Regions from separate parts of the Mus musculus genome. Here region 1 is linked to region 2. A link is a loop called in an ENCODE intact Hi-C map of the cell type or tissue named here. Cell type or tissue: left cerebral cortex. All regions are shown on one strand. Links, peaks and the distances in the headings refer to the core of each region. The heading gives the core; the rest is flanking DNA.

Region 1 (11,113 bases), core at 4,048-9,047, 1.2 Mb before region 2:
ACTTCAGGACCAGGCACAACTTCTCCCATTGAGGCCAGTCAAGTCATCCCAGGTGAGCAACAAAGTCAGGGACAGACGTCTCCCACTCTAGTTGTTCGGGGGACCCACATGAAGACCAAGCTGCACAACTGCTGCACATTTCAGGGAGAGGAGTTTGGTCCAACCCATGTATGCTTTTTAGTTGGTCAGTGAGAGCCTGTTTTAATACAATAAAACCAAACAATACAAATCCATAAATATCATTTGGTGTTTTCACATTATCCCTACTTCCTTGTCCCCTTGGTCCCTTCTTCCCCATAGGCCTCTTCCTGCTTGCCTTGCATTCAACCATTTATATTCATTTCTAATGTTTCACTTTCATTATGTTCAACCCTTGGATATTATTTCTATTGATTTATTTCATGTGGCTGAGGACTGAACCTGTGTTTTATGCACTTGGTACAAATTCCTTATTACTGTTCTTTAGCCCTAATCCTGAAATTTTCTCTATTTTTTTATTATAATATATTCACCTCATTTATCCCTTCATTTTCTTCCCTCAAACCCTTCAACCCTCCCATTAATCCCTCTTTGCTATCTTTCAAATTCATAGATTTTTCATTAATAGTTATTACACACACACACACACTGTGTTAGATAAACACTGCTTATTCCTTATACTCTTACTTATATGTGTGTTTGTAAGGCTGACTTTTGGTAATGGAAAATACCAATTTGAATTTGAAGAAGACTATTTCTCTCACCCTCAGCATTCCATACTGGACATTTTAAAAGCTTATCCTGAGACATGGTCTAATGCAGCTCAGGCTACCCTTGAACTTCCAGGAGACAGAAGATGACCTTGAACTCCAGCTCTCCTCCCCACAACCCAGATCATCCTTTGTGCTTGGCACATAGCCTAACTATACCTAATATATATATATATATATATATATATATATATATGAGATATTCAGTTGTTCAGTATAGTCAATTCTCAAGAACTTTGATGATTTTTATTCAGTTTAATTTATGTAGACTGGACAATTTTAACATGGAAATGTTTGTGATCATTTTGTGAAGGCTGTATCCTTCTGAATACTTTGTGTTATCATTTATGTCACAGCATCTGACAGACCTCACATGGGAATTTTCTTGGGAGAAGGAGTATGCAGAGGCTGCCTCTAAGTGAAGATGGAAGGAGAAAGAGCTTGGGGAGGAAGGGTACTGGCTTTTTATAAGAGGATATAGAGCATGTGCATAGGAACGATATTCTACTCCTAACAACAGCAGAAACATGTCACATTTTGGCAGCTAATGATGATTTATATTACCATCAATAGGTCCTTGGGGTAGTTCTGTGAAGATGTCTGGTTGCTAACACTCCACATGAGACTCCCACACAGCATCCTCTTCTTCCCTTTTTGTGCCTTCTTATGATCATTTGGGAGCTACAGTCTCCCTCCTCACAACTAGCTCTTTGGCCTAGCTGTTCCCATTTAGCAAATATTGAAATCCTCTTAGTTCAGGAGGTCTTGGTGGGAGCAGGACATATTTAGATCAGGTGTGATGGGGTAGGTAATAAGCTGTCTCTGTCAGAAGGCTTTTAAATTTGGTTTGGGAGTTAGAGAGTTGGCTCTGCCAGTTAAAAGCACTTGCTTTTCCAGAAGGTCTGGATTCCATGTTCAGCACCTATGTGGCAGATTACAACTATCTGTTTCTCCAGTTCAGGGATATCTGATGCTGTGGCCACATATCTTCATTTGTATTCAAAATACTTAAAGCATGAAATAAAAGGAAAAATTACAGTTTACATTTGTATGTTTATACTTGTTTCCTGGCACATGTATGGAGATCAGTGGGCAGCATTTGGTAGTTGGTTTTCTCTTTCTACCTTGGGTGTTTCAGTGATAGAACTCATGTTATTTTTAGACTTAGTTGAAATTTGTGAAATAGTGAAACTGTGATTTGCTGAGACAACTTGACTATCTACTTCTTGTTTTGTTTTCAGACAATGTCTCACTTTTTTAGTTGATATTTTGAGATAGGGTCTCAAGGTATAGGTTTGGCTGCCCTGGAACTCATTATGTAGGCTAGATTGGCCCAGGATCACACACTTAACCCAAACTGGCTTGGAATACCAGACTGTCCTGTTTCCCACTACAGAATACTGGGATCACAGGGGTGAATCACCACACCTGGCCCCTCCTGCTTATTATCCTAGCCTTAGTGGGAGTGTACAGATATGCTGACTCTCCTTAAACCAGATCCTGCCTCTAGGCTGAAGGGAAGAAGACTTCCTGGCACTCTGAGAGATCAAAAACTTGTAGAGCCTCTGCATTGCCCTGGGGGTTGTTGAGGAGATTATTTCACATGCTAATAGTTGAGCACCAAACCTGAAGCCTGAGAGAGGAAGCAAGGGTGGTGACCTGGGACTCTCCAGCCTCACCAGTGCATGGAGATTGGATTGTATAGAGTAAACAAGTGTTTTGAATACATAGAGGGTGGGCCTGGATTCTTCCCTTCCCCTCCCCTCCCCTCCCCTCCCTTCCCCTCCCCTCCCCTCCCCTTCCCTTCCCTTCCCTTCCCTTCCCTTCCCTTCCCTTCCTTTCCCTTCCCCTCCCTTCCCTTCCCTTCCCTTCCCCTCCCCTCCCCTCCCTTCCCCTCCCCTCCCCTCCCCTCCCTTCCCCTCCCCTCCCTCTCCTCCCGTCCCCTTCCCCTTTCTTCCTTTTTCCTTCCTTCCTTCCTTTCTTTCTTTCTTTCTTTCTTTCTTTCTTTCTTTCTTTCTTTTTCTTCTTCTTCTTCTTCTTCTTCTTCTTCTTCTTCTTCTTCTTCTTCTTCTTCTTCTTTTTTTTTGTTTGCTTTGTTTTGTTTTGTTTTTGTGTGTGTGTGTGTTTGTTTTTGAGGCACGGTTTTTCTGCATAGAAACTCTAGATATTCTGATATTCACTTTGGAGAAGAGGCTGGCTTCAAACTCACAGAGATCCACCTGCCTTTGTCTCCCAAGGCATGCACCAGCACATTCAAGCTTCTCATTCATTGATAAGCATTTTCACTGAATTCAGCCTGGTCAAAGTTTATTATTTACAAGAAAGAACAAGACTTGAGTTTCTGATCCTTCTGCTTCCATCTTCTAATAATTCATCTGGAATCCACTCTCCAGTCATCTTGTTCGTATACCAGTATTTTATCTACTCATCAACATGCCAGAATATTTGAGGGGGAAAAATCATTATTTTTGTTTTGAGACTGAGAGTTGGGGGGTATCTACCCGAGGATTATGCTCAGATAAAGATTTAAAGCGATAGAAAAATATTTGAGCAGGGTGGCAACTGCACTAGTATTCTGGGTCAGAATGTAACACTGACCTGTTTCAGGGTGAGCTTTTAAGCAAAATAATCATGTCATGGATTCACACACTTCAGTTAACAAGAACAGTTAGACAGAAGACAAACTAAAGAAGCCAAAAGGTAAGGTTGGTACAGTTAGAGATTTTCCCTGAACTATGGATGTTGTAAAATTAGATCTTTGTTTTCATTTTGGCAAGTGGTGCTGTCTACATTCTGAGTTTTATGTCCTGAGTGGTACTTCCACCATGGAGTCAGTTGTGCTAAGGTCTAGGATTGCATTAAAGGCTGGAGTCCTTTTATAAGGGTCTTTATACTCCAACCTAGCTTCAAACTATATGTAGCTGAGGATGATCCTGAAATTCTGTTCTTCCTGCATTCGTCTCCCTAATGACATGATTACAGGTATTGCTGTTTATTGAATACAGAGCTTCATGAATCTCAGGCAAGCACTCTGACAAACCCAGTTTCCATATGCATGACATTTTTTGCAAGTCAATCAAAAATTAAAGTGGGAACTGGAGAGATGGATCTGAGGTTAAGAGCATTTGGTGCTCTTTCAGAGGACAGAATTTTAGTTCCCAGGATCCATATGATAACTTAAAACCAGTTGTTACTTAGTTCCATGGGATCCTGACACCCTCTTCTGGCCTTTATGGGTAGCTTTTGAACATATGCATATACACATAAAGACACACAGAGAGATATAAATAAAATAAGATAAACCTTACAAAATCTCCTTTATTTTTGATATTATAATTATACTACTCCCCACCACTCATTCCTCCTTCTAAACCCTCTCATGCATTTCTTTTTGCTCACATTTAAACTCATAGCCATTTCATTCATGGGCTGGACCTAGTAATGTCTTTTACATATGTAGCAGATGTATAGCTCAATCTTCATGTGGGTCCCTTCCAACTGGCACAGGGGCTGCCCTTAAACCTGTTGCCTGTCAGTGGACTATATTCTTCTAGCTGGGCAGCCTTGTTTGGCCTCAGTGGGAAAGAATTCACCCAGCCCTGAAGAGACTTGATGTGCCAGGGACAGGGAAATAAGCAGGGAGAGGGGGTGTTCCACCCTCTCAGAGGAGAAAGGAGGGGAGATGATTGGGGAGGATTATGGAAAAGGGTACATGGGGCAATGACCAGTATGTAAAGTGAATAAATTAATTTTAGAAAAAAAGAAAAAAAACCAAAATATTCATAGCCTCTTTTCATTGTTATTATATGTGTTTAGATAGATAGATAAATAGATAGATAGATAGATAGATAGATAGATAGATAGATAGATAGATAGATATTCTTAATTGCATGGGTACACTCTCTTCAGTGAATATAATGCCACTAGTATGTTTTCAGGGTTCACCATTTGGTATTGGACCACTAATTGGTATGCTTTTCCCTGGGGAAGATGATTCCTCCTTATCTCAGTGTTCCTTGGTTGCCTATAGAGTTGAGGTACTGTGAGTGTTTCCTTATAAATGTTTGCATGTCTCTTGGGCAGCTGTGTTGGTGAGACTTTAAAGTACCCAAAAGCATATTAGGCTCAAATAAAAAATGAGGTGCTGGAGAGAAATATCAGTGCACTGGCTGCTCTTCCAGGGTATTTGGGTTCAGTTTTCAGCATGTACAAGCTGGCTCACCACCACTGAGTTCCAGGTACCTCTGTGTCTATAAAGCACACACATGGTACATAAACATATATTCAGGTCATTCACATAAACATATAAAATAGATAAGTCTATTAAAATAACATAGGTGCTGAAGGGATGATCTGGTATTAGGAGCCATTACTACTCTTGCTAAAGACACAACAGGTTTGACTTGCAGACTCTACATAGTGGCTCATAACCATGTGTTCCAGGTGATGTTGTGCCTTCTTCTGGTCTCTGAGGGCACAAGTCACACACATGCAGTGCAGATAAAATACACAGACAGGTAAGCAGGCAGGTTGGCAGAGAGACAGGCAGACAGACATTAGAAAATTAGTGAAGGTCCATTTAGAGCTGAGCTCAGTACTGTAGCCTCAGGACATCTGGCAGAAAGCAGCACAAATCCAGTTTTTAGCCCCAGGATATAGCCTTTTAGTGAATGATGCTATTGAAGGCCAGAAAAGGGCGTCAGGTTACAGATGGTTGTGTGCATACCCTACTGAGTGCTGGGTATCAAATTTGTTTACTCTGGAAGAACAACCAGTGCAATTAGCTGCTAATGTGTCACTCCAGCGCCTCATCATAATATAATTTTGAATCAGGGACTCATTATATAGTCCTGTGTAGCCTGTAGATAAGACTTGTCTCAGACTTATGGAGATCTTCTTGCCTCTGCTCCCTGAAATTGAAGGCATGTACCATTTTGTCCTGTGTCCACATTATTTAGTACTTATCCATTCATTTGAGCCAGTATTTTATGTAACTCAGGCTGAATGGACTTATTTGTTTGTTCATTCATTTGTTTTTTGTTGTGGTGTGTGGATATGTCCACACAGTTGGCCTCAAAGGAGAGGAGGATGTTGGGGTGTATGCACTTAGAGTTACAGGTAGTTTTGAACCACTTGACAAGGATACTAGAAATGTAACTTGTGTCTTTTGCAGTCCTCAAAGACTGGTTTTCTTTGTTACTTCGTAATCCAGTAGGCTCACAAGAAATAGCAAACCACTTCATCTGCCAGTGCAAAACAGAGGCTCCAGGCAGCATAACTGTTATGTTGCTGAGTGGCCACTAGAGGGAAGTAACACACCAGCCTTCCAGAAGGAGTGTAGAGCCTCATCATGGGTCCTGTGGTTCCTAGTTGCCATCTATGTTTGCTAGGCGACCTCACATGTGGGAAAATAAGGGATACCACAATTTTATGTGGGAGGAAAACATGGGGAAGCAGCAGAAGGTTTGTAATTTGAACTAAAACAGAAAACTGAATTTGACTAGGATTTGTAGGCATTTAAATAACACTTTGTCATGAAGTTTGGCAGTGTGACTAAAACTTGTAAGAGATATTGTTTTGTTTTGTTTTTTTTCCCCCTATCTAATTCTAGAGATTGAGCCCAGGGTATATAAATGATATGCTAGTGAAGGGTGGGTGAGACATGTCACCAGTCTCACCAGTGAATTTTAGATGGGTGTTCTATCTACCTCTGGGCTACTTCACTGAGTTCTTCACTGGGGTAAATCTGGCAGGTGCTCTACTGAGACACAGTCCTCAGGACCTCATTAGTATATTGTTGGCAAGAGTTTTTAATCTCTAGGCCTTTGCATTTATGATATCTTAACATGTAGATATTTGTTTTTGCTTGTTTATAATCATGATTTTAATTTTTAATTTAAGATAAGTTTTATTTTTTTTTATTTTTAACTTGTGAGAACACAACTGTATCACGTTCTTCTCCTCTCTCTTCCCTCCAAACTGTCCCATGTATCCCGTCTTAAACTCTTTCAAATTCATGGCTTTTTTTTCTTTGATTGTTGATGCATATATAATATTCCTAAGTACATAACTTGCTCAGTCTATACGGTGTTACTTGTATTTATGCTTTTTCAAGACTGACAATTTGGAAATAGATAGACAACAGCTGTGCTCATCTCCTGGTGAAAAGTATTTCTCCCACTCTCACAATTACTTTAGTGTCTATAATTCTAATGTTGAGGTCTCATGAGTTTTTTCTTTACATGTTTCCATGCCTATAGGTATTGCATTTGTTTAGTTATGTTAGTGAGACTTCTTTATGGGTGTAGCATCTCTGACATTTCTAGGAGACAATCTCACTGCAAAATTCCTCCCCCCTTTCCCGCAATGATGCCTTAGCCTGAGGTGCAGGAGTTGCTTTGTAGATATATGTGTTGGGACTGGAGCCAGCAACTCTGCATTTTGATTGGTTGGACTTCTCTCATGGCATCAATCATGGCAAGGAGAAATTTCCTTGATGGGGAGTGAGGTCTGCACATATTGGAATGTATAAAGACATATTTATAGTGAAGCTGACGATAATGTTCATTTCAAAACACAAAGGTGTAGGTTCCCCTACAAGATCTATGACTTCATGACCTCTGGGTAAATGGCTAGGTTTCCAGAATTACACATGATTACTCTCCCTGAGCAGGTTGACCCAATTAGAGGGTTACTGATAAACACCAAGTTATACATGCCACAACACCCAAAAAATTACCATGCCAGGCTGATCACTGTGGTAGTTTATAAGTGACAAAGCTGGGTAAGAGTGTTGGTTACTTCTTTCTATTTGAAGCTTATATGGCTCCTTCTGATAAAGTAGAGGCTACTCCTTAGGGAAGAGGCATTTCAGTCAGCTTGGGTCCTCTTGGCCTATGTCGAAACTGCATGATGTTTTCAGAAATGAGGCTTTACTTTCCACCCTGAGCAGACTGGTGCCACTAAGGGCAAACAGCTGTAGCAGTTTTAGAAACCTCTTGGAAAACCACAACCAAAATTAAAAGAGGGCTTCTCTTGCCTGGTGTTAGGATTTTCATGAGACACTCTATGAGTCTTTAGGGGAGCGTTGCTGACCAAGATAGGACATCTTCATTTTCATTTTTTGATATATATATATATATATATATATATATATATATATATATATATATATACACACACACATATATATATATATATCAAATCCCCCGTAATTAGAAAATTAGAACCCACCCTTGTTTACACAACTTTTGCTTTCATATTACTCATATCCTGCCAAATTTCTTAACATTAATTTAAAAGAAGTATATTTACTCATCAAATAATGACACATTTTAAGAACATTTCCAATAGAGGAAAAAGTTTCTCTGTATTTTTAAATTCCTCTTCTGAGACAACACACCAGTATCTCTTGGGATTCTCATAAGAATGAAAAATTTAAAACTGTCCTCATGCTCTATTGTTTCCCTACATAAAATTGTTTAAGGAATAAAATGTACCAAGTTGGAAGAGATGGCTTAGAGGGTAGCAGTGTTTATTGTTTTTCCAGACTACCCAAGTACAATTCCTAGCACCCAGATTGGGCAGCCCATAAGCATCTGTATCCACAGTTCCAGGAAATATGAGGGCTTCTGCCATCTATGTGCTCCATCACTCATGTGCACATACTTATTTCCCATACTTCCTTCACCATGTAGTGAAATTTCAGAAAGAGCCAGGCTTGGTGGCATGTCCTTTAATCCCAACACTCAGAAAGTTGAAGCAGACAGATCTCTATGAGTACAAGGCCAGCCTGAACTTCTTGTATATTTTCAGCCCATCCATGGTTACATAGGATGGGACCCTATCTCAAAAGTTTTACCAAAACACAGAACAATATATCAATATATATATATATATATATGACCTAGGCTTAGAGTTCTTTTTTTGTTTGCTTGTTTGTTTTTGTTTTTGTTCTTTGTTTTTTTTTGTTTTTTTGAGACAGAGTTTCTATGTATAGCCCTGGCTGTCCTGGAACTCACTCTGTAAAACAGGCTGGCCTCGAACTCATAAATCTTCCTACCTCTGCCTCCTGAGTGCTGGGATTAAAGGCATGTGCCACCACACCCGGCTCAGGCTTGGAGTTCTTAAGGAGAATATTTATGTTATGGATGCTTAATAAGAAAGAGAGTAAGGGACAGAAGCGGTATGCAATGTGAGAGAATCCATTTGCTGAACAAGTAATTTCTAAAAGTGTTCATAATGTATCTCAAATTGTTCACCATGATATGACAAACATGAACACATAGCAGCTGTGGTTACCTGCACAATGTCAAGCTCCAAAATGTCACTGATGGGGCACATGGTCTCTAGGTTTCATCCCATACTGAAGAACCATTACTGCTGGAGGAGGGAGACTTATATTCTTTTGGAGGGTGTGACCACAGTTAGGACTTCTGTGATACTGTAAATGGCCCCAATCTCATGCACACATGAACCACACACACTGAACATAGTACATCATTTAATAAGATTTGGGAGTACTATTCAGCTATTAAAAACAATGAATTGATGAAATTCTTGGGCAAATGGATGTATCTGGAGGATATCATCCTTAGTGAGGTACCCCAATCACATAAGAAGTCATTATATATGCACTTACTGATAAATGGATATTATCCCAGAAATTAAGAATACCCAAGATACAATTTGCAAAACAAGAAAAAAGAGAAGAAGGAAGACCGAAGTGTGGATACTTCATTCCTCCTTAGAATAGGGAACAAAATACCCATGAAAGGAGTTACAGAGACAAATTTTGGAGCTAAGACGAAATGATGGACTATCCAGAGACTACCCTACCCAGGGATCCATCCCATAATCAGCCACCAAACCCAGACACTATTGCATATGCCAGCAAGATTTTGCTGAAGGGACTCTGATATAGCTGTCTCATATGAGGCTATGCCAGTGCCTGGCAAATACAGGAGTGGATGCTCCCAGTCATCTATAAGATGGAACACAGGGCCCCCAATGGAGAAGCTAGAGAAAGCAGCCAAGGAGCTGAAGGGGTCTGTAACCCTATAGGTGGAACAACAATATGAACTTATCAGTATCCCCAGAGCTCGTGTCTCTAGCTGCATATGTAGCAGAAGATGGCCTAGTCAGCAATCACTGGGAAGAGAGACCCCTTGGTATTGCAAACTTTATATGCCCCAGTACAGGGGAATGCCAGGGTCAAGAAGCAGGAGTGGGTGGGTAGGGGAGCAGGGTGGGGGGAGGGTATAGAGAACTTTTGGGATAGCATTTGAAATGTATATAAAAAATCTAATAAAAAAATTAAAAAGAAAACAACAAAAAACACAGTTCCCTCACAACAGCAAGCCCTGAATACAAGAACAGACCTGGAAAATCAGAAAGCTGACACAAAATCATATCTCATGAAGATAATAGAGTCTTTAAGGAGGATACAATAAGTCACTGAAAGAAACACAGGAAAACACAGATAAACAGGTGTAGGAATTGAATAAAGTCATCCAGGACCTAAAAGTGGAAGTAGAAATAATAAAGAAAACACAAATGGAGGCAAACCTGGTAATGGAAAACCTAGGAAAGATGTCAGGAATTACAGATCACCAACAGAGTACAAGAGTTAGAAGAGAGAATCTCTAGCTGAAAGGACCCTGGTATAGCTGTCTCTTGAGAGGCTATGCCAGTGCCTGGCAAATACAGAAGTGGATGCTTACAGTCATCTATAGGATGGAACACAGGGCCCCCAATAGAGAAGCTAGAGAAAGCACCCAAGGAGCTGAAGGGGTCTGCAGCCCTATAGGTAGAACAACAATATGAACTTATCAGTAACCCCAGAGCTCGTGTCTCTAGCTGCATATGTAGCAGAAGATGGCCTAGTCAGCCATCATTGGGAAGAGAGGCCCCTTGGTATTGCTAACTTTATATTCCTCAGTATAGGGGAACTCCAGGGCCAAGAAGTGGGAGTGAGTGGGTAGGGGCGCAAGGCGGGGGAAGGATAGCTTTTGAAATGTAAATAAAGAAACTATCTAGTAGTTGTTTCAGGATAGCTTTTGAAATGTAAATAAAGAAACTATCTAGTAATTGTTAAAAAAAAAAGAGAGATGAATTTGGGAAGGGTCCTGGTGTTATGTGGCATTACCTTCCCTGCCACCATCACCAACCTGAACCAGTTCAACTGTGCTTGTTGGCACAAGCTCATTCCAGGTGGGCTTGTTGCCTGTTGAGAATCTCACATTCAAGGAAAGGGTGAAAACTTCACTTAGATATCAAGTCACTCTTCCAAGCCATTTTTACACAAATTTTCCCCATTTGGATATGGCTATGTGATCTCAAGGAGTGGCCAAAGAATAGGTTGA
Region 2 (11,113 bases), core at 3,602-8,601:
CTAACAAATGAGTTCCCTAACAAATGGAAGCCAGGAACAGGAAAGCTCACGCTTTGGGAAAAGTGCCCCCAAACATCAAAGGTCTTAGCCCTGCGTGAAGACAGTAATTAGTGGAGACAGGGTTCATACCCCCTCCCCAAACCCAGGGTAACTCTGGGAGTGGAGGGAAAACTTACTCATTTCTTGGTGGGCACAGGGGCTCAACACTTGGTCCTCCAAACTGATGGCCCCATTTCCAAGAAAAGATGTTGGGTCCAAGGAGTCATTGACACCAAAATGTATTCATGAACTACCCGAAGAACAGTGGACCTAGGGGATGGCATGGGTATCCAATTCATTTAGGGTCACCCCAGACTGTCCCTCCCCTCTGTTGGGCTGAGACATACTCTCCAAAACGGGGGCCCAGATACACTTCCTGCCTGATGGGCTGCAACTAACAGGCCCAAAAGGAAAGAACTCTCCAACTGATCCCTACATCAAGTTGAGGCTACCTGGTTTACAGATGGTAGCAGTTTTCTCCATGAAGGTCAGAGACAAGCAGGTGCTGCTGTGGTGGATGGCAGAAATGTCATCTGGGCAGAACCTCTACCCCACTCTACTCCTAACCCCCCCCCCCCCCGCACCATAACCCACCACACCACACCCTGCACCTCTACCCCCTGGCACATCAACGCAGAAAGTGGAGATAATTGCCCTCACCAAGGACTTGGAACTTGAAGCTAGCAAGAAAATTAACATCCACATGGATAACATCTACAGCTCATGTCCACAGGGCTATATGCCAAGACTGCTCACATCAGAGGAAACAAGAAAACAAACAAGAAATCTTGAATCTCTTGGATGTCCTAATGAAGCTGGCAACTGTGAGTATCATTCACTGCCTAGGACATCAGAAGGGAAGAGACTATAGTGACTAAGTGGCCCCGGGCAATATCCAGGCAGATCAAGTGACTATGCAAGAGCCAATCCTGGTTATGGGCCTGCAAGAAACATCTGCTGGGAAATGGGAGTGGACTAAGGGATGGCTTCACTTAAAATATATGGAAGAAAAAAGGACTCAGATTGCTAGCCAACCTACCAACTACTACCTAGAGAAGGAAGGACAATGGCACGCAAAAGAAAGAAAACTATACTTCCCAGAAATCAAGCAAAAGACTTACTAGGCCAAATGCACAGATGGACTCATTTAGGGGATAAAAAGCTCATACAAGCAGTTAAGGGACATAAAGTATATATAACAGACCTTAGGTCCTGGGCCAAAGAGGTGGTAGAACAGTGTAAGGTATGCCAGCAAGTGAATGCTTATGCAGCCAAGAGTAAACAGGGCAAAAGACCTAGGGGAGAAGGGCCTGGAGTATATTGGTAGGTCGATTTTACAGAAGTTAAGCCAGGAAAATGTGGTTACAAACACCTTCTAGTGTTTGTAGATACTGTCTCTGGATGGGTTGAGGCTTTCCCCACTGAACAGGAAACAGCTACCATGGTAGTTAAGATGATATTAGAAGAAATTTTCCAGAGGTTCAGAATGCCCAAGGTAATTGGATCAGACAATGTCCTGCTTTTGTCTCTTAAGGTAAGTCATGGATTGGCAGAAACCTTGGGGACTAATTGGAAGCTTCATTGTGTGTACCGTCCCCAGAGCTCAGGGCTGGTAGAAAGAATAAGTAGAACCTTAAAAGAGACCTTGACTAAATTGACCTTGGAGACTGGCTCAGATTGGTTGGTGCTCCTCTCCTTGGCCCTGTTCTGAGCCCAGAACACCTCCTATCATTTTAACCTGACCCCTTTTGAGATCCTGTATGGGACTCAAACTCTCTTGATCCCCCCAGAGTGATTTTTCAGGCTGACAATGATCTTATGGCTCGATTGCAAGCTTTCCAGATCAGACACCAGCATTTGTGACCTAAATTTAGTGCCCTGTATAACACAGGTACCCCAGAGGTTTCACACAAGTACCAATTTGGAGATTGGGTATATGTTAAGAGGCATTGTGATGAAAACTTGGAAGCAAAGTGAATAGGGCTGTTCCTGGTGTTGTTGACCACCCTGACATCCATTAAACTGGATGGAGTAACTGCTTGGGTTCACATCAGACCAGTACCTGTGCCTGACACCAACTAGATGGCAGCCAGACACCCAAGTAACCGCCTTCTGCAAAGCCAGAGAAACCACAAGATGGCTATGGTGTACCTTCTGGTGCTGAGTCTTGGCAGCCCTCACAACCCTACGAGGGTGACTTGGCAGGTGCTCTTAGCCACTGGGGATGTGGCTTGGTCCACTACCCACATTGTATCTGGTGGCTGGAACCTGTCTTTGGTTTCTGTGATTTAGGAGTGGGCTTTGACTTCTGGGGTGTCCCTGCCCTGCAGACACAGGGGGAGGGAATGTCTGAATGTGGGGGAGAAGGGACTTGTAAATCTAAACCATGTCTCAGAAGTGGTCTTGGAGGGTGGGGATTAGGGTGTGGACACCCAAAATTGAGAAGTGTCTTGAGAGAAACCCCCATATATGTGTGCCCCTGAGATGGGAGAAGGCAGCATCAGGCTCATCAGTGTTAGAAGGCCAACCACTTTTTCTATGCTACCTGCGAGTGTGAAACATCGGGAAACACATTCAGGGCATAGTTAAAGATTCTATGGCCAAGGTGAGAGAAGGATTAGCCAAGCAGGAGAGAGAGGGAGAAAACAGAGTCAGGGCTGGTTTGAGTTTTGGTTTAACTCTTACACTTGGTTAACCACCCTCATATTTGACTTGTTAGGAGCCCTAATTGTTCTCCTGATATTGTTGATTTTGGCCCCTACATTTTGAACTGCTTGGTTGCTTTTCTTAAGGAATGCATAGGTACAGTACAGCTAATGATCTTAAAGCAGAAATGTAGAGAACTGGATACATAAGACCAGGAGTATGAGCTATCAGAATACCAGCAATAGCTTCAGGATTGAAGCATGCACAACGAAAAGGAGCAATGAAAAGAACAGCTCAGGAAGTTTGGAAAATTCCACCAAACCCCTCCCCTCCTAGAAGAGAAAGGTCATAGTGAACATGGGCACTGGCTGGCCAGTCCCAGGTGCACCTTTTAAATAACGCTTGCTTTAGTGGGGCAGTCATGGATTTCATCTTTCTCCTCAACATTTTCAGATGTAACAGTGTAATCAAAGACGTTTAACTCTCTAAACACTCTATTCCCTTATATCTCTAAAACTTTGGCTAAAAGATAAACTTTACCCCACAAATATATATATATATATATATATATATATAGTGAGACAATGTACAAAGATATATAATGCATTCTAATTACTCTCTCACTGTGTCAGGTAGTATCATGTAAGGGCTTTTGAATCTGTTTCTTAATAATTCATTTTTAATTTTCTATGCTCTTTTACTATGCTTAACTCCCAAAGAATATTTCTTAAAAGATTAAACTGCTACATATACATAGGGGGTGTAAGTTCAGTCTAGGCATGTTCTTTACTTAGTGGTTCACTCTCTTTGATCACACATGGGCCAACATAGGCTCCCTACACATAACACATAAGTAGCAGATGTGCAATTTGGTCTTAAAGAGCATCTCTTCAACATTTGGAATGGGACCTGTCTCTGACTAGGACTCTGTCGCCTGACTTTGAACCCCTTTCCCCTAGTTGGACTGCTTTGTCTGGCCTCAGTGGGAGAGGATACACTTAGTCGTAATGAGACTTGATGTGCCAGGATGAGTTAGTACAAGGGGGTGGGGAGAAATGAGGAGGATGGTGTGATGGAAAGGGGTGGGGAGTGAAGCACTCCCCCTTACTGAGGAGAAAGGGAAGGGGGGATGGGAGAAGGGGAACAGGAGGGTGAGAGGATGGAAGGATAGCACTGGGAGGACAGGCTCCAATCAGGATATAAAGTGAATAAATAATAAATAAGATTAAACTGAAAGCTAAAAGTCTACCTCAGTTTGTAGAGTGATTACCTGGCTCATGCAAAACTCCTCAAATTTATCACCAGCACCTTGTAAACCAGACATGGTGGTACACAACAGGAATCCCAGAAGTCAGGAGATGGACGTGGAAGGATCCATAGTCAAGCAATCTGGAGGACATGGCAAATTCTTGAGCAGTCTGGACTGCAGGAGACCTTGTCTCCATTAATAAATAGAAATAAAGTGAATAAATAAAAGCTGAGCAGGTGAGGTGAAGAGCTGGCTCAGTGGTTAAGAGCACCAGCTGCTCTTCCAGAAGACCTGGATATTTCCCACAGCACCCACATTTAGGCTCACAACTGCCTCTAACTCTAGCTCCAGAAGATCCTAGGCCTCTGGCCTCCAGGCACCTGAACTCTTGTGCACATATCCACACTCATACACATAACTATTCTTTACTTTTTGTTTTAATTAAACTGACAGTCACTGAGAAGTTTCCTGGCACTTGAACTCCAATTTTGTAGGACTGAGGATATAGCTCAATGGTAGAAAGCTTACCTGACATCCATGAGGCAATTCAATCCCCAGTACCACAAACAAAATTCTAATTTTATATTAGATGTTTTTTATTATCAGCATAATTACTACATGACTGTTGAAAATGCAGCATCTTTGCTTTCAACCTGGTGCAACAGATGTTACATCTACCTGGGTCTGTGATCTCAACATGCAGGAAGCAACAGCAAGAGGATTGTCACAGGTCTGAGGGAAGGTTGGACCAAACAGTGAGTCCCAACATAGCCGAGGCTATATGAGAATTTGCTTTCTTTAAAAAAAAAATTAAAATTTGAATCAGACAATAACCTAGTTATTATTATACTATATATATTATATATTTATATTATGTATATATTGTATTGTCTTGTGCATTATTTTTGGCACTGTACCACAGAGCTAACTCCCAGGTTCCCACAGTCTTACCTCCAAATGCATACGGTGGCTATGCAAAGACACCATCTATGTTCAGTTTGAAGACTTTTTTTTTTTTTTTTTTTTTTGGTTTTTCGAGACAGGGTTTGTGTAGCCCTGGCTGTCCTGGAACTCATTTTGTAGACCAGGCTGGCCTCAAACTCAGAAATCCGGCTGCCTCTGCCTCCTGAGTGCTGGGATTAAAGGCATGTGCCACCATGCCTGGCAACTTTAATAAGAACAAGGAAGTCCCCATTGTTATGGAATCCTAAAATGGGGAGTTTTTTTCTTCCAGACTTCCCTGAACTAAGGGCCTTCTCACCAGATCACATGCCCTGACTGATCAGGGTGTGCTAGCTATTTCTACAAACAGACTGAGAACCCCAGATCCTGTTCCGTTCTCAGGACTAAGGGAGCATTCTCTATACAGTGAGGGCACAGGACAGAGGCTTCCATGGAACCTTGTGGAAAGGAAGCATTGAGCTCCTCCCTTCCAACTCCCACATGTCACTCTAGTGCCTTCAGTCCCAAGGGACAGCACGCAAGCAAGTACAGAGTATGAAGAATGTGTAAGGGCTGGAGAGATGGCTCAGTGGTTAAGAGCACTGGCTGCTCTTCCAGAAGTCCTGAGTTCAACTCCCAGAAATTACATGGTGACTCACAACCATAGGATCTGATGCCCTCTTCTGGCGTGTCTGAAGATAGCGATGGTGTACTCATATAGATAAATTTACTCTTTAAAAAATAAAAGAAACGTGTATAAACATCCAAAGATCAGGGAGGACACTCACCACAGACTCTGCTTTCTGACACATCGTTGGTTCAAGAAGTCAACAAAGAGCCTGCTGTAATATCTACTCCCAAGCAATGTTTAGCTTGGTTCCCAGAACCCACATGGTGGCAGGAAAGAACTGACTTCCATATGTTGTCCTCTGACCTCCACCTGCACACCATGTCACACCCACACTCACATATCCACACACAAACATACTAGTTTTCATTATACTATGAAAACTACTTTTCCAGTTTTTTTGAGGCAGGGTCTTACCATGTAACTTTGGCTGATCTGAAACTCTGTGTGGACCAACCTGGCTTCTAAATCACAGAGATCTGGAAGTCTGCCTCTGCCTCTTGAGGGCTGGAATTAAAATCATGTGTCACCATATTTGGCTAGTAAACAATAAATTCTATTTTATTTATTTATTTATTCATTTATTTTTGATTTTTCAACACAGGGTTTCTCTGTGTAGTTCTGACTGTCCTATAATCACTCTGTAAACTAAGCTGGCCTCAAATTTAGAGATCTGTCTGCCTCTGCCTCCTGAGTGATGGGATTAAAGGGTATGCTACCACAGCCTGATGTGATGACCCATCCAGCAGGTCCAGTTATTCGAGGGTCTCGAGGGGACCTTCTCCTAAGAACCAAATTGGGGGGTAGAGAGAGACGAGAACCTTGTGTAAAGAACGACACGGAAACATTCTGAGTAACATCAAGGTTCCAATGTATTAGCCTGGCCCAAGGTTTAAATGCACAAGCAAAAGGGGAAGTGCCTTTCAGTAGGAGGAATGGGGCAGAGGAAATGCACCTCAGCAGGAGGGATGGGGCAGCGGAAAAAGAGGAAGTACTTCTCAGCAGAAGGGATGGGGCAACAGAAATTTTTCTTTTGGCGACTACACGGGGAAGCAGGAACTTGGCAGTATCAGGGTTCATCTAGAGGTAAGGACATCTGGCGCTTACTTAGGGCTGGAACAATCTGTGGTTGTTCTCGGAGCGGTGCGACAGAAGGAAAATAGAGGAGTGGAGGGAGAGGGAGGGGAAAAAAGAGAGACTGTTATAAGTTAGGAGCTATGTTATCTATCCTGAATACCAAAAGAACAGAAAGATCCCTGTTGATACCAAGCTGGAGCAGAAGGCTACTCTTTCTTCACTAGGATGACAGATCCTGAGACTTATGAAAGGGTTTGCATTCGGAATGACAGCCCTTCATATTCACCTGTTAGGATCAGGCAGATACATGCAAATTACTCTAAGATAATCCATTCCTCAAGCTTCAACCCCACCATCCTCTTCCTGCCCTCAGGTCTCCTCCTGTCTAGCCACCTCTCAAAAACCTATTGGTACCAGCTGCAGGCAGAGCTGGCTACAGTCTAAGGCTAAGAGGAGAAACCGTGGATCTGAGCAGTACTCACAAGCTGGAGTTTATGGATCTTCACCTGCACCATTGCCCGTGGGCTTGAACCCAGGAAGCCTCACAGGTTCACCTCCACAGCTGTGCACACAGGCAACAGATCTAGATCAAGCGTGTACAGCAGCAGCCTAAGGCCACTGAAATGGGAAATGGAGCCCAGAGTAAAACCCCCAAGTGGCTGCTACTGTGTCACCTGCAGAGACAGTGACATTGTCTGTAAGGGGAGTCTAGGGCACTTCTAGAAGAGAAAGCACTCAGGCACCAAGTGGAGGGCCAAATAGTAGATAGTAGTGATTAATTAAAATGCCTCGTGAACAGTTAGAAAAAAAAATACTTCTGTGCTCCCTGGAACTAGACACCAGACTGAGAGGTGATAATGTGCTAGGTGGGTTAGGGGTGTTCTGTAATAGTATCCTCAAAGTGGGCTCACAGTCTCCTACAATGGAACTGTCTCTCAGTAAGTTCCTGGTCACCCATAGGCTGTCTCAGAGGAAAGTATCATGAGCTGCCAGCAGAAAGAGGTGCAGCCTGCATTTGCACCCATACACCTCCCTGCAAAGGCCACTTCACAGAGCACAGCTGGGCTTTTAAACACTGTAGGCCCTTCCACCAGGAGTAAGACACAGCCTAGACCACCTGCATTCACCCTTACTCTCCCCTTGGACTCCTTCCCAGTTGCTTATTTGCATTGAAGACTGATACATCTCTTTGAATTTGAAGCATCTAATCTGGAAATGTCTGCTCAGAGAAGCTGTGGACCTTGTAAAGAGGTTCCCCACACCCATTCCCCAAACTTACATTCAACAATCCTGTAGTTTTAAGTTTCCTTGGAAGATGAAAACAACTGTGTCTTGACCCCCCTCCCAGGATAGGCACCAATGACATCCCCAAAATACAATTTCACCCAAGTCCAGTTTGGGCTTTCTTACACAGTACAGGCAAAGGGTTACTTATAAGACTGTGGTGCCCACTTCAGGTTGGAAAACCTACTAAACCCTTCAATCCCTGATCTTGAAAACTCACCAGTCCCTGAGCCTGAAAACTCACCAGTCTCTGAGGTCAACATCCCATCAATCCCCAGGCTTGACTTGAAATGTCACAAATCCCCACCCTGGAAATCTGCCCGCCTCCCTCTCGGGTCTCTGCTGCTTCTCAGCCAAGCACGGGCAGCTACTCTCTTGGGTCTTTCCCCAAAAGTCTCTTGTGTGATGTGACTTTGTGGTATTCCTTTGCTCCTAACTGCCAGGATGCCTTTCCCCTCAGAGCTGTAACAGTTGCAGTAGGAAAAACGTGTCCCCCTCCAGCCCCACTCCCAGCAAAGCTGTAACACTTGTGGTGGGGAAACCTTCCCCCCTCAGAGCTGCAACACTGACACATGGAAGACCCCAAACAGTTATATCACCACCAAGTCCTTCCCCATAATGTAAACAACCTCATGGAAGCTGCATCGTGGAGTCCTTTCATCTTGCAATGGCTAACATTACATTTAAAGTTTAGAATTACAGTATTACAGTGCTTGAGAGAACAAAAGTCAGATAATGTCTCTTTTGAGGCCTACTCCTTTCAACATAACTAGCCATTTTGTATCCAGACTCCACGTTGCTCACAAGGTGAAATTAAGCTCATAGTTATTACTTTAACCGATACTGAAGAATGTTACTAAGAAGCTGAAAAGTTATGGTTGAATCACTTGTACCCTGTTATCTCAATGTTCTGAAATTGCCCTGTTCACCACCTGTCAATCACCCCTCTTACCTCACTCAAGACCAACCAGCTTAAAGGTTAGCTGATGATACTTTGTCTAGTTAGCCAAAAATATTGTACCACCTCATTGCTTGCCTTCAAACTTTTGAACATGTTTTTTTTTTTCCATATAAAAAAAACCTGCCCCAGCCAGGCGTGGTGGCGCACGCCTTTAATCCCAGCACTTGGGAGGCAGAGACAGGCGGATTTCTGAGTTCGAGGCCAGCCTGGTCTACAAAGTGAGTTCCAGGACAGCCAAGACTATACAGAGAAACCCTGTCTCGAAAAACCAAAAAAAAAAAAAAAAAAAAAAAAAAACCTGCCCTGAGGACAGACTAGTGCCACAATTAGATTTTTCCTTCTTGTGGTCCTGGATATCCAATATTATGGTGTGCTTTCAATAAACTATTCTTGTTCCACTGAGATTGGTATATGTATGATTTGAGTGGCAATTCCCAGACCCCAACAGTCTCTAACATATAAGCCCCTAGCTTGTAGACGCTGTACCTAGCAGCTCACTTTTCTTTCCCTGACATTGAAGACTATTCTTAAATTGACTAATCTTGCAAAATTTACAGTTCTAGCAAAATAATAGGTCATAATACTAACTGCTATCTCTGCTTTTGTAATCAAACTTGCTTACTCTGTTCAACAACTAGGCCAACTGCAGACATATATGACAAAATTAGACCCTGCCTACACATAGACAGAATACATGTAATCTTATGGGTTTTTACTTTATAAGCCTTGGACTGATATGATTAGTGCTGCATCTTGGGAGCACTCTCAGTTGCAATCCTGATGCTATGAGTATCTGGAACCAGTACTTAATAAAGCCTCTTGGGGGCTGGCCTGGTGCTGCCGTGTATTCAAATGCTAAATTCTGTACCCCAAGATCTGGCTGCCCCAAGACAAGTGAATTCCCACATACTCTAGCTTTTGTTGTGAAAACCTTGTTCCTCAATTTAAAATCACCGATTAAATAAAAATGGCTACAGCCTGCCCCCGACCTTCGGGACAGTCGATCAGGGTCTGGGGATCCTGTGGAGAGAATGGGGGACAAGAGACAGCGAAGAACGAAGAACGGACAGCAAGTCAAAAGGTCTGATCAACCTGACAAGTTTTTATTATTCCCACACAGGTTATATACTCATAGAAGCAGGATATGGGGTAATGGGGTGACATAGAATTGCTTTGTTTCTGGGGGAACGCACCTGTTCCCAAAAGCAGGATATTGGGTAGGTAAAAAGTTCAGCAGGAGGAACAGAACAGAATGGGTTGCTAGGTACCTGTCCACAAGATCTATAGCTATTTATTCTTAACTCTGCCGGTACTTTCCCACAGAGGCCAGGTGTTCTCAACTGGGATAGTATTTTCTCACAGAGGCCAAGACTTTGTGCCAGTAAGCACTTATGGCTGACAAGGCAGTAAAGCAGTTAATGTTCAAGCAATGTCGCTCCCAACAACAGCCAATTACTGAGGAGAATATCTGGGGTTTGCGTTACCAGGCTGGGGGTGCACGGGTAGGGACCATGAGGACAAAGAGAGAAGAAAGGAGGAAGAAAATGAAGGGAACATACATTACATATAGACCAGGAGCACTACACAAGAGACATGGACCCTGAGGACAAGCTGGTAGAGCAGAAATAACCTAGAAAGACTCAAACAGTAAGTATTTGGGGGACACATCTGGGAGTTAACAGTCTAGTGAATAGAAATATAGATTAGGGGTAATTGTCCAGTAATTGCACAAAGCCAATTAAATAAATCATAGTCTGAGTCTCATTCATTTGGAAGAGAACAGGGATAGAAATAACAAATAATTTACAGCCTCTCCTTATTAAAATTTATTTATGGTCATTGTGATGACTATTCTCAGTTGTCAACTTGACTATATCTGGAATGAACTAAAATCCAGAAATAGAGGGCACAGCTGTGATCCAGATCTTGAGACAGGAAGACAACATGCCTTTGATCCTAATCTTGAGGTTATAAAACACAGGCTTTGGTCTGGATCTTGAGACCAGATGACACGTGGTTTTGATACAGATCAACACATGCCTTTTCTCTGAATCCTGAGGCATGGTGGCCATGCTTATAAATATCTATAATGAAAAGTAATTAAAGAAAAGCTTAGGCGCAGGCATGATGGTATACACCTCTAATCCCAGCAGAAGGAGTTTTTAATCCCAGCACTCAGGAGACAGAGGCATATAGTATAAAGCAAGTTCTAGGATAGTCAAGCTTAAACAGTGAAGGATACCATGGAAAACAAAAAGCTGGTGAAGTTGTAATTGAATGAAGGGGC

The links. Hi-C counts contacts between places; a loop is a spot of excess contacts. Peaks named below come from ENCODE experiments on the same cell type or tissue, not always from the same donor. Only the 100,000 strongest peaks of a DNase experiment are listed, where the experiment ranks them.
Region 1: a loop joins it to region 2, with 11 times the contacts of the local background. A loop is called at or near these places in 16 of 42 quality-filtered maps.

The regions. Positions count from the first base shown.
Region 1 is chr7:14,312,347-14,323,459 of GRCm38, reverse strand. No RefSeq gene overlaps it. Among named protein-coding and RNA genes, the nearest start is that of Sult2a6, 63 kb to the right of the region's middle. In left cerebral cortex, for the core only: a CTCF peak has its summit at 6,037 (motif pointing right); a DNase peak (open chromatin) is centred at 6,061.
Region 2 is chr7:13,066,921-13,078,033 of GRCm38, reverse strand. No RefSeq gene overlaps it. Among named protein-coding and RNA genes, the nearest start is that of Vmn1r85, 13 kb to the left of the region's middle. In left cerebral cortex, for the core only: a CTCF peak has its summit at 5,568 (motif pointing left); a DNase peak (open chromatin) is centred at 5,513.